2 separate regions of the Homo sapiens genome follow, and region 2 is linked to region 1. Evidence: chromatin loops called from intact Hi-C (ENCODE). Cell type or tissue: endothelial cell of umbilical vein. All regions are shown on one strand. Each heading gives the region's core, and the rest is flanking DNA. Links, peaks and the distances in the headings are about the cores only.

Evidence for each region. A loop is a pair of places that touch in the nucleus more often than their neighbours do. Peaks named below come from ENCODE experiments on the same cell type or tissue, not always from the same donor. Only the 100,000 strongest peaks of a DNase experiment are listed, where the experiment ranks them.
Region 2: it touches region 1 in a loop (6-fold over the local background); 3 of 110 quality-filtered maps call a loop at or near these places.

Annotation. Positions count from the first base shown.
Region 1 is chr14:28,380,401-28,386,641 of GRCh38, reverse strand. No RefSeq gene overlaps it. Among named protein-coding and RNA genes, the nearest start is that of LINC02300, 230 kb to the left of the region's middle. In endothelial cell of umbilical vein, for the core only: no CTCF peak of the experiment used is centred there; a DNase peak (open chromatin) is centred at 3,531; H3K27ac peaks cover 1,842 bases.
Region 2 is chr14:28,306,072-28,312,312 of GRCh38, reverse strand. No RefSeq gene overlaps it. Among named protein-coding and RNA genes, the nearest start is that of LINC02300, 300 kb to the left of the region's middle. In endothelial cell of umbilical vein, for the core only: no CTCF peak of the experiment used is centred there; a DNase peak (open chromatin) is centred at 3,352; H3K27ac peaks cover 2,078 bases.

The DNA of each region.
Region 1 (6,241 bases), core at 1,534-5,533:
GTAAGATCTGAAAAGGATATGCAAAAGTAGGCAAAGGGGACTTAATTTATCTAAAAATCTTCTGCACAACAAAAGATGTAATCAACAGAGAAAACAGACACCTACAGAATGGCAGAAACTATTTGTGAACCATGCAGTGACAAAGGACTAATATCCAGAATCTACAAAGAACTCAAGAAACAATTCAATAAGAAAATAAAAAAAATCCCATTAAATGTGGACAAACGATATGAACAGACTTTTTCTCAAAAGAAGAAATACACATGGCCAAGAAGCCTATGAAAAAAAATGCTCAACATCACGAATCATCACAGAAATGCAAATTAAAACTACAGTGAGTTACCACCTCACACCAGTCAGAATGGCTATTATCAAAAATTCAAAAACTGCAGATACTGGCAAGGATGCAGAAAAAAGGGAATGCTTATATACTTTTGATGGGGTTGTAAATTACTACAACCTTTATGGAATACAGTATGAAGATTTCTGAAAGATCTAAAAATGGAACTACCCCAGGACTCCTGCTACTGGGTATCTACCTAATAAAAAAGCAATTGTTATGTCCAAAAGATGCCTGAACTCATATCATTATCACAACACTATCCACAATAGCAAAGTCATGGAAACAACTGTAGTATCCATCAATAGATGATTGGATAAAGAAAATGTGGTATATATATGTCATGGAATACTACACATGTGTAAAAAGAATGAAAACATGTCTTTTGCATCAACATGTATGGAGCTGGAAGCCACTATCCTGAGTGAAATAACTGAAAAACAGAAAATAAAATGCTACTTCTTCTCACTCGTAAGTGGGAGCTAAACAATGTGTACACATGGAAATATAAAGTTGAGTAATAGACACTGGGGATGCCAAAAGAGGGGATGCTGGGAGGGGCTGAGGGTTGAAAAATTACCCTTTGGGTACAATGTTTACTATTCAGGTAATGGTTACACTAAGAGCCGAGACCTCACCACTATGCAGTATATCCGTGTAACAAACCTGCACATGTATACTTTGAATATGTAAAAATAAAAAACTAAATAATAAGAAACAAAAATGACAAACAGCAAGTGATGTTAATTTTCTCCTCAAGGATCTCATACTCCAGTGTGGAAAATACATTAATAAACAAATAATTGTATATTTTGATGTATGTATTATATAAACAATTATTTACATTTAGTTATCTATTATTCTAGAAATTAACTATCAAAAAGAATTGCCTAACCTGTCTAATATCAGGTTAGGCAATGTTTTTGGAAAAATTGGAAACAGGTTCAGAAATATGAAAACAAAGATTTTCCTTTACCAAATATATGTGGATCCCATGATTCTTAGTCCTTTATAAAATATGCTCTAAAAAGCCTGAAGATTGTCAACATGTTTGAGCATGTTGTCATTTGGAAAACAGCATCCAATTCATTTATCTCTTCAACAGATATTTACTGGGAAGCTACTATGTGCCATAAATAAATGTAATCATTCACTTAGATAAAAATGATAAATATATAGTACTCAGAGTACAACTATTATGCTGAGGAGTTAAATTAAAAGATAAATCAGATTTTCAGTGGTTCTTGAACTAATCATTACAAATAATGTCTGTTATTTTACTTTTGCTTTATGTTATGCTGTTCATTTGTGTACAACTGAATTATAAACTGAAAGGTGTTTGTAGACTTTCATTCATATTTGTAGTATTTTAAATTGTTTTTGTTACTAGGAAACATTAATTTTTCCCATGTCTGAGTGATAATATAATGGAAAATATTTTCTATATTAATTGTTATATTTGAGATATTTTCAAATATCATCTTGTATTGTCTTAGAACCTTATTGAGTCCAAGGACCAATACTCAACATTTATATTTTTCTATTAATCAATCATCTTATTATTACATATATCATATTGCCTAATTTTTAAATTTTTGTTTAGGCTGTCCCTCACACCTTAATAGCTTTTCATTGGATCCAGAGATCTTCTAATCTACAGGTTTAGGAGCACAGATTTTAATCTACAGGGTTAGGAGAATGGTTCATAAATACTTCTTGAAAATTCAAGCTCATAATGCTTATATTTATTTTGAATTCCTATTTTACAGTGAAAATTACAGTCTAACTGTACATAATCCTGTGATAACTTTATATTAAAGAGTTGATGACTCATCCAGAGCAGTTTATAATATCAGTATTTATTAATTATATATTAATTAATATTTCCATGTCAAGATATACTTTCTTTGATATTAATGGCAATCTAGATTTTTATATTCCAAGAAAAAGCACAATTATAAAAAATTATTTTATTTATTTTCTTCTGTTTTATTGTAAGGTATGACAATATATCTCAGCTTGATTCTTTTATTACTATACAACAAATGTCCACAATGTATGATTATTATGACAGGTTTCAGATTGTAGCTTGTATTATCCCAGCAACATGACTAACGAACCTGTCAACTTTTAACATTAAAAGTTTGTGAGCCTGTTGAACTATTGGTGATTGAATTGAAAGATGATTTAATAAATAATCTTGGCACATAAAAAGGAATATAAATGCAAATTTAAAATACGAACTTCATATATATACATTTACATATAGAGTATAAACACAAAACACACTACACACACACACACAAGCCCAAGGTTCAACATACCCAACAGATTAAGTGATACATTATAATTTCAAAAGGATTAATAAGTGTATTCAGTTTTAAAATAAAAGTGAATATCTTTATACTTATAACTTTATAAATCCAAAATTATGCAGGAATTTATTCAACAGCTACATACCACTTATAAAAGAATAATCATTCATGGATCTTTCTGAGAAATACTTCTCAGAAAGTATTTATATCATATTAATTATGTATTATATTAATTTATAAAATCTATATTTTTAGTTATAAAGATTAGCATTGATTTATTTCATAACATATTAATAATGTTTCCTTAACAGTATTGCACATAATCTGCATTTGAAATGCTTTTTTTGTCCATGAATGATTTTTTATGGGCTAATATAGCAAACATTTATTCAGCATGTAATGTGTACAAAAGATTCTTGGGTATATAAGAAATATAAGAAAATTTGAAGCATTGAGGTGAGATATATTTTGAAAAATAAGAAGAACTACAAATTAATTAAAATTCTGTTTATAGAATAAATTTTCTATTCTCAGATTGAAGAGTTGTGCTAATGTTTCTACCATGTAAATATAAGCTTTCCAAATGTAATAGAAAACAAAAGATATTAGTATTGCATACTTAGCCTCAATAATTTAATATAAATGTATTAATTTAGGTCAAGCACAGTCTTGAATTCCACATTATAAATATATTATACTTTTAAAAATTTCTCAAAACTCCACATTCACAGCATAAAGAATGCAATAATAAAATCAGCAGCTATTGAACCATAGTGTACATTGGGTTTATGTATTCTGAAATCTTTATGACTGGCTTAGTTGTCGTAAAGGAAATGGGTTATCATGAAGGAAATCGGCTTGAGTGGCACAAAATATTTATGCTTAATTCCCACCAAATCACTTTCGAAACTTATAATGTATGACTCATTTGCAAAACATTGAGTGCTATAGAACTTCAAAGGTATTTGAAAGTGAGTCATTGAGAACAGCAGTTCAGCAAAGAGTACGTGATATGCTGTTCCCTGTGGCTCAATCAAATATTGGACAAACTCTCAAAGGCTGAGGCTAGATGTCGAATACCTAGAGTAGAACACTGTGATATTAATCTCAATTATGAGCCAAGTTCTTTATTTGTTGCCTTCTTGCAAAGCTATTTCAGTGCCAGTCACCATTAATTCTTTCCGAAACTGTAAAAAAATCTGCTGAAAATTCTTGAAGAATATAAATTTCTTTGAAAAGATTGACAAGGTCATATCACATTATGATTTAGAACCAAATGATTTAAGCCTTTGCATTTTCATGAACTTCTAGTGGTTGACGATGACACACTGATATGATTGAAGTGTTGTAAGAGAAATAAAAATCTTGCAGGGCTGGGAAAGGAGTGATTTATGTATTAACTATTTCCTAGCTTTCATGACTATTGTAAAGATTTTGATTAACATTAAAAGATAAATGAAGGCTATGGGTTTTTTTAAATAGCAAAAAATACTATCTTCTTAGTAGCAGAAAGTATTTGACACTACTGCTATCCTCTTACTTGAAGAAACAGTTTAACTGATCTCTTGATAAATGCAACTTATTGGCTGGGGTGGGGGGCACACTGTTGACATTTTCATGGAAAGACATCAACAATGAATGATGAAAACCTACACAATTTTATCTAGCTATTACAGGAAGTGAATAGAGTTTCAAGAGATTTCTAAAGCACAGCTACAACATATAATTTGGTTTGCATATTTATATAGCATATATATGTTGCAGCAGGTCATTTCTGATTCTAGCTTCAATTCTTACAGGCAGATGCCAGAAAAAGTCATATAATTATCTTAATTGGTCTATAATAATGATAAATTAAGATTATATTCCATCTCGATAATATTACTACTATATTATTAGCAAGATGTATTATTATGTATTTTCACTATGAACTAATATTGTACATTGGATCATGAATTTGGGAAAAATAAATGGAAAATGAAGATAGAAATACATTACTTGGAAGTTGAATCACTACATATTATCTATTATCTCTGAAACTGCATTATTGCCACTATGTTCTCAAAATTATGTTTTTCTTCGTGTGTGTGTGTGTGTGTGTGTGTGTAAGCACACATACATGTATTTGTCATTTCATCATCATTGACTTGAGTATGAGTCATTAAAAATGCTTGGCATTTATATTGAAACTTTTATTTAAGTTTTCAGACATTTTGAAACGATCTATAAAATGTTTAAATTTTGATTCCATTAATCATACAAGGTTAATAACAGAGATTATCACAGCATATGCTTGGGTCTAATAGTTATTCTGGAATTGTTCTGTTCAGGGCCCACTCACTAAAGCAAAAATGTCTCTACTTAAGAATTCTTAAAAAGTTAATGCTTGCTTTCAGATACTCCAGTGAATTCTAAACAAGCCATAGTAAATAAAGAGATTCTTCATATGTCAGAGGAAACACGGGATTAAAATGTTGATCAGAATTTACTGAGTGTGTCTTTATGTTTACTGCTGTTTTTAGATTCTCTCGTTTGTTCAACATTTAATATTTTATTTTAAAGCATATATCGAATGCCTATTCATTAGCAGGCACAGTTCTAAATGCTGAAAAACAATGTGGAAATCATAGCATTTCCCTCACCTGGGGGAACTTCATAAGGAAGATGCTAATTTTCAGTAAAAGTAACATGTAGAAGATGGGAAGGCATTCTCAATAGTCCTTTACTTAAATCCTATATAAAACCTACAGAAGAGTTCAAATCTCCGTTCATGTTTTCAATGATAAATATTCAAGTGAATAAAGTATTTAGGAATTTTAAAGTATTATGCAAAGAACAATTAAAATCTAGTGCCACAAATATACACAAGTTTTAATGTATTTTCATTCATTTCATCTTTTATTTTACTTTCCTTGATATTTTGTCAAAGCATTAGGGGAAAAGTACACTCTGTTTTTTGGGAGGCCTTTTATTATCTGATAAAATAAATGAGATTTTCAGTATTTGCATGGGAGCAGATGAAGGACCCCAAATTCTTAAAATGTAAGAATGTAGATCTACTCTTTATTATTTCTTGGAAACTAGCTTGTTTTTGCACCACCATCTCCACATCTGAATAATTTAGCAAATTAAAAAGTAACAAAGGGAATAGCTCTGTAGCGCTTGACTGCAAGTGAATAAAACAAAACTAAAAAATAATGTATAACCCAAATTATTTTGCTTGGCTCTTTTTGTTTTAATCTTGGTAAAAAACATATATCATGAGATCTCGCCACTTAAGAAATCTTTTAGTGCAGTACAGTATTGGTAACTATAAGAAAAATTTTATGAAGCAGATGTCTAGAACTTTTTTTCTATCTTGCATGACTGAAACTCTGTACTCATTGAATAGTAACTTCCCTTTCTCCCCGACCCAGGCCTGGCAACAATGATTCTATTTTCTCTCTTTATGAGTTTGACTACTTTCTTTAGATATCTAGTATAAGTGGAATCATGTAGTATTTGTCCTTCAGTGAATGACTTATTTCACTTAACATGATGTCCTAAAGGTTTATCCATGCTGTAGCATACAAGAGGATCTCCTTCT
Region 2 (6,241 bases), core at 1,069-5,068, 74 kb after region 1:
ACGGTTTGTTGAAGGCACAAACAATGTGTAAATTGTCACTGTTATAGTAAAGCATCTCAGTTAAGTCCAAAAATAATAATTCAATCATACTTTTTAAATAAAATTGTACCAGCGTCTGGGAAACCTCCAACCACTTGTCTATTGCTGCGATTATACATGAACTGTGAAAATATTCTATCAAACATGCACAAGTAATATGTATGCATGCATTCTTTTTCTGGAAAAATCAATTGCTCCACTGCCTATCGTGACCTGTAATATTCTTTCCATGAGCTGTTTGAACTGGGTCCATTTGCTTAAATGTTAGGCCTTTATAGATTTTTACTCTCATATAAATAAAAAGTTGAAAATTTTCTGCATATTAGTGTTTATTTTTTGTTCCAAATTATTGTGCTATGCTTATTATTAAGGTAAAAGAGAAAGTTTTTTGACTTTTTTTTAGTCAAGGTTGAATTGAATTTATATCAGACTACTCTAGTTTCCTTCATACATGATTTGTGTCAAATGTAAGAGTTCTTGACTCTTACATAATATTTCATAAATAATATATTACTTGTATTGTCATATTTACTTATCATCCATCATGAAAATACGTTTTTTAAGTGCCTACTATGTGAAAAGCACTTGTGTTTTAGTAACAGAAGGTCAAAGACTGGATTACTGCTTTCAGAAGAATGTATCCTGTAATAAAAATTATGTGATCAAATTCTACTCCTTCACGAATTTCACACACAAATAAATTACTTATAATTTGTTCTTTAAAAATTTATCATGTGAAATCTATGGTGCACCCTCAGGATATGATGAATTACAAAGCATAGTGTTAGTTCACTACTGCTCACACTCACTGATCTGTACAATAGATATTTACTAATCACGTACTATATACCAGTAAATTAACCAGATGCCAAGAATAAAATGAGAGCAAAACAGGCAAAGTTATTTGCTCTTCTAAAACTTATTGTAGATAAGACTGGTATTGACTGTAAACAAACAAAGCCTTAAGCTGGGAAATAATGAGGTAGGAGTTCCTTTAGATGTCTTGATGGTCATGAAAGGGTTCTCAGGAAATTTGGTAAGATGGATGACATATATGTTAATAATGTCTACGTGCAACTATCTATAAGAAGTTTGAAAAGGTTGCTTGCTCTTAGAAAATGAAATAAAGGCAGTTTTAATTTAATTAGAATACCTAAATAGGAAGATATATTTTGACTCAAATGCTCGATGTAATGATTTGGAAATAAAGTAGATAGAGGGAAAAGTAATTTGATAGAGTCAGGTAAGACTAAATAGGGAGTTTGAAAATTGTTTTCAGAGAGAATATTGATTTGTTTCAATAGTTAGAGAAAAATAAATTACAATCGTGATTGAAGTACTAGCAAATCACAAAAATGGTGGGGAATATAAAGATATCCATTATCAGTCTACAATCTTCTTTCAGTAATACAAAAACCCAATTTTTCTTTCTGTTTCAGAAATGACTGGATGGGTAATTCTATTTGTGATTCTCTTTCTCAAAGAGTACTCCTTCAAATAACAGATATAAATATTTGAAGAATTCAATGTCTATAACACCTTATATGAAAATTGAGATAACATTAACATAAATTAGCTTACATATAATAAACCTATTATAATAAAGTTTCCATAAATATCTTCTTATAAATACTTCTCAGTAGGCTGGCCAATGAATTAGTTTAAATTTCTTAAATGTGAACATGTTAGTAAAAACTGAGAAGGAAAAGTAATTTAAGTTGGGTAGGAAAACTGCAAGGGGTTCGAATGTGGAAATCACCATATTTAGGAGTTGCAAAAAGATTTTCTGTGACAGGCAGTTTGTTATCCAAATTGAAATGGCAGCAGCAGGATCAGTCAGCCATGTATTTAATAATATAAGTGCATAATGAGACTGTGGGAGATCTCAATAGGAGACAAGAATGGAACAATTATTATATGGATCACCTAAATTAAAAATTAGGCTAAATAGGCTCTCCTCATCAAGGAGCTGGCTATAGATACTGGGGCTGCAAATAACAGATCAAGTTTCAGAGACAGGATCCCCATTCCTTACCAAGAAACAGGCAAGAAAATCTCAGGGGCTTCTGTTTTCAACATTTGGATCTCCGGAACTGGAGTCCAGGTATAAAATCTGAACCATAGTAAAAGGAACTACTAGCAGAATTGAACTACGTGCTATGGTAAATGCTGAAAGTAGTAGATGTCTTAAAACACCAGAAAAAAAGTTACTAAAGTGAGCCAAAAATAGCAAATTATTGAGATTTGAATTCACGTTTGGAATTAGGTTAACATTTGACATTAATTCTTGGAATGTGTCACTAAAGCATCTTAAATACCCATACTTTCATTTCAGGATTGGTCCCAGGAAATTGTTAGAGTATTCACCTCACATATGCTCACCCAGCAACTTCTGTCAACTTTGCTATATACTTGGTACTGAAGGATGCAGAGATGAAATAACTTGGTCTCTACTCTTTGCAGACTAACAATCAATACATAATAAAACATTAATAAGTATATATGTTGTACAGCAATACTTTTTGCTTGTGTTTTCTGGTTATTAGTAGAAACCCCTGTGGTGAGCCAAGTGTTCTGTGAGGGGTCTTTAAAAAGTTCATGAAAAAAACTATGCATGGGCCTCTTTTTTTTTTTTTTTTTTGCACCAAAATAAACTCATTCTAAGTTATAACATGTCTGAACAGGATCTAATCTGAGGCACTAAGAATATAGCATCTATCGAAAAGATCTTCTACTAGAGCAACATAAATTCCGCTAAAATTAAAACATGAACAAGCTTCACATTTATGGAAAAATGTGTGTGGAAGAATGGCAAAATCATTAATCCTTTATGAAAGGTTTATGGGACAATGCCCCCATCCAAATCAACACTTTACAAATGGATAACTTGTTTTAAGAAGGAATGAGACAATGTTGAAAATGAAGCCTGCAGCAGCAAACCAACCACTTCGATTTGCAAAGAAAGATTAATCTTTTTCGTGTCCTAATTGAAGAAGACTGACAATAGCAAAAACAATACGCAACACCATGGACATCTCAATTGGTTCAGCTTACAGAATTCTGAATGAAAAATTAAAGTTGAGCAAACTCTCCTCTCCATGGGTACCAAAACCTTTATGCCCAGATCAACTGCAGACAAGAGCGGCACTTTCAACGGAAATTTTAAACAAGTGGGATCAAGATGTTTGAAACATTTCTTCAAAGAGTTGTAACAGAAGATGAAACACAGCTTTACCAGTAGGATCTTGAAGACAAAGCACAATCAAAACAATGGTTATCAAGAGGTGGAAGTGATTCAGTCTAAACAAATGCAGGCCAGTCAAGAGCAAAGGGCATGACAACATTTCTTATGAATTGCTCAAGGCATTTTGCTTGCTGACTTTCTGGAGGGCCAAAGAATAGTAACATCTGCTTATTATGAGACTGTTTTGAGCAAGTTATCCACAGCTTTAGCAGAAAATCACTCAGGAAAGCTTTACCAGAGAGTCATTCTCTGCTGTGACAGTACTTCTGCTCATTCCTCTCATCAAATAAGAGCAACTTTGTGAGTTTTAATGGGAAGTTATTAGGCATCCACCTTTTAGTCCTAACTTGGTGGTTCCTTCTAACTTCTTTTTGTTTCCTAATTTAAAAAAAATCTGTAAAGTGTGCTTATTTTCTTTCAGTTAATAATGCAAAAAATAAAAATAGAGAGAGAGAGAAAGAGAGAGAGACAGCATTGAAATGGTTAAATTCCCAGGACTCTTAGTTCTTTAGGGATGAACTTAATGGCTGGTATTGCTTACAAGGGTATCTTGAAATTGATGGAGCTTATGCTGAGAAATAAAGTTTTTTGTTTTTTTAAATTTTCATCTTATAATTCTATTTTTCCACTAACTTTGTGAAGCTGTCTTTCATATCACAAAACAATCAATATGAAACGATTTACTCAATATATAGATGGAAGAAAAAATCCTTTTATTACTCCTCACCATAAGGTGTTTAAAAAGCAGGAGTTCTCTGGCTTTAATTTGTCATCTTTGCATTTGTGGGGAGATGATTTCTACATCTTAGGTAACTTGACACAGTACCTAATATGTTGCTCCTTACTCAGAGCTCTGTAGAATGCCTGAATAAATGTAGCTTTTAAATTATTTGATTTCCTAGCAAATATGCATCTCTATGTATAATGGTTCCTGGGTAATTTTATAGCATTTATACAACTTCAAATATTAGGAAGAAAATCAAAGAAAATATTTTCTATGATAAGCTCATCTAAAGAAGAGTATTATTTGTCCTGGAAATATAAATGCATTCTCTATCTTAGGCAATACTGGCTCATGATTTTGTGTGGAGAAAAATAAAAATGAGATTAATGATTTCTTTGTTTTCACCAATGATATAGCGTATGAGGTAATGCTATTACATTTCTGACTTATCCAGTTCTTCAATTTACAAAGAATGCTTTCAATTAATTACAAAACACAGGCAACAAAAGCAAAAACAGACAAATGGGATTACATCAAAATAAGAAGCTTCTGCACAGCCAAAGATACAATCAACAGACTGCAGAGACAATTTACAAAATGGGAGAAAATATTTGTAAGCCACACATCTGATAAGGGGTTAATATCCACAATATATAAGGAACACAAACAACTCAATGGTAAGAAAACAAATGACCCAATTAAAGAACAACTAAAGGATCTGAAGAGACAGTTCTCACAAACAGACATACAAATGGGCAACAAGTAAATGAAAAAATGCTCAATATCCCTAGTCATCAGAAAAATGCAAATTAAAACCATGCAATATAATCTCACACTTGTTAGAATGGCTGTGATCAAAAAGGTAAGTGTGGGAGAGAATGTGGAGAAAAGGGAATCCTTGCACACTGTTGGTGGGAATGCAAAGTAGTATAGCCAATATGGAAAACAGTATGGAGGTATGTCACAAATAAACACAACTACAAAAACTGCTTGATTTTTTTTAAAAAAGTTAATTCACATTAGGCCACAGAATCTAAAGAATATTTGTAGTTCTACAAATATGTCCTAGGATACGCTGAAAGACAAGCTTATTTGATATACAGGGTAACAAATGGGTAATAAAATAAATGAGATTTTTCCCTGTGACTCAGAAAAAAGGAAAAAAAGTTGCTTTACACTTGTCTTTTAACTGTTTTTAGGGTGACCAACTGTCCCAGTGAAACTTTCAGTGATAGAACTGGGATACTACTGAACAAATCAGGATGATTGGTCACCCTAGATTATCAATGATTTATTTATTTTTCTTTCTTCATGCCTGTCATCCATTAGGGGGATTATATTATGCAAAATTAAAAGAAAGTAGTTTTATTTTTAGTTCTTTGAAACATCTCCATACTGTTTTCCACAGTGGTTTTCATGTAAAGTCATGGAATCAACCTAAGTGTCCACTAGCAGAAGATTGGATAAAGAAAATGTGATATCTGTATCTGTATCTACACCTTTATCAAATTATACATATATATCCATACTATATGTACTATATATCTATGTATATAGTTTTATAGTATTCCATTAAGTGCGTGCTTTTGTGTGTGTGTGTGTGTGTGTGTGTGTGTGTTTGTTCAGACACACAAAAAATGAAATAATGTCTTATGTAGCAACGTGGAAAGAACTGGAGGTCATTATCTTAAGTGAAACAACTCAGGAACAGAAAGTCAAATACCACATGTTTTCACTTATAAGTGGGAGCTAATAACATAGAGCGTGGAATAATAGATATTGGAGACTCGGAAGTGTGGGAAGGGAGTGAGGGATGAGAAATTACCTGATGGAAACAATGTACATTATTTGGGTAATCGTTACCCTAAAAGTCGAGACCTTATTACTGCACAATATATTTATGTAAGAAAATGCACTTGTATCCCTTAAATTTATACAAAAATAAAATCCTTCACACATGCACACACACACACAAAATCTACAGAAATATTACAGGAATATACTATGTGTAAAATTACAAAATTTGTAGAAATTTCAGGAGAAGAATGATTTTGTGAGAACTATTGCTGGATCAGCTGGCTATTGTTGCAGTGATTCTGCATAACAAATACTGACAAAATTTCAGTGGCATTCAACAATACTCACTTGTTCCTCAATCATTGGTATGCAGGTCTGCTGGATTGACTCTGCCTCAAGTAGTGGGTTGCTGGATTTTGTCCTTCCTATTTCAATCC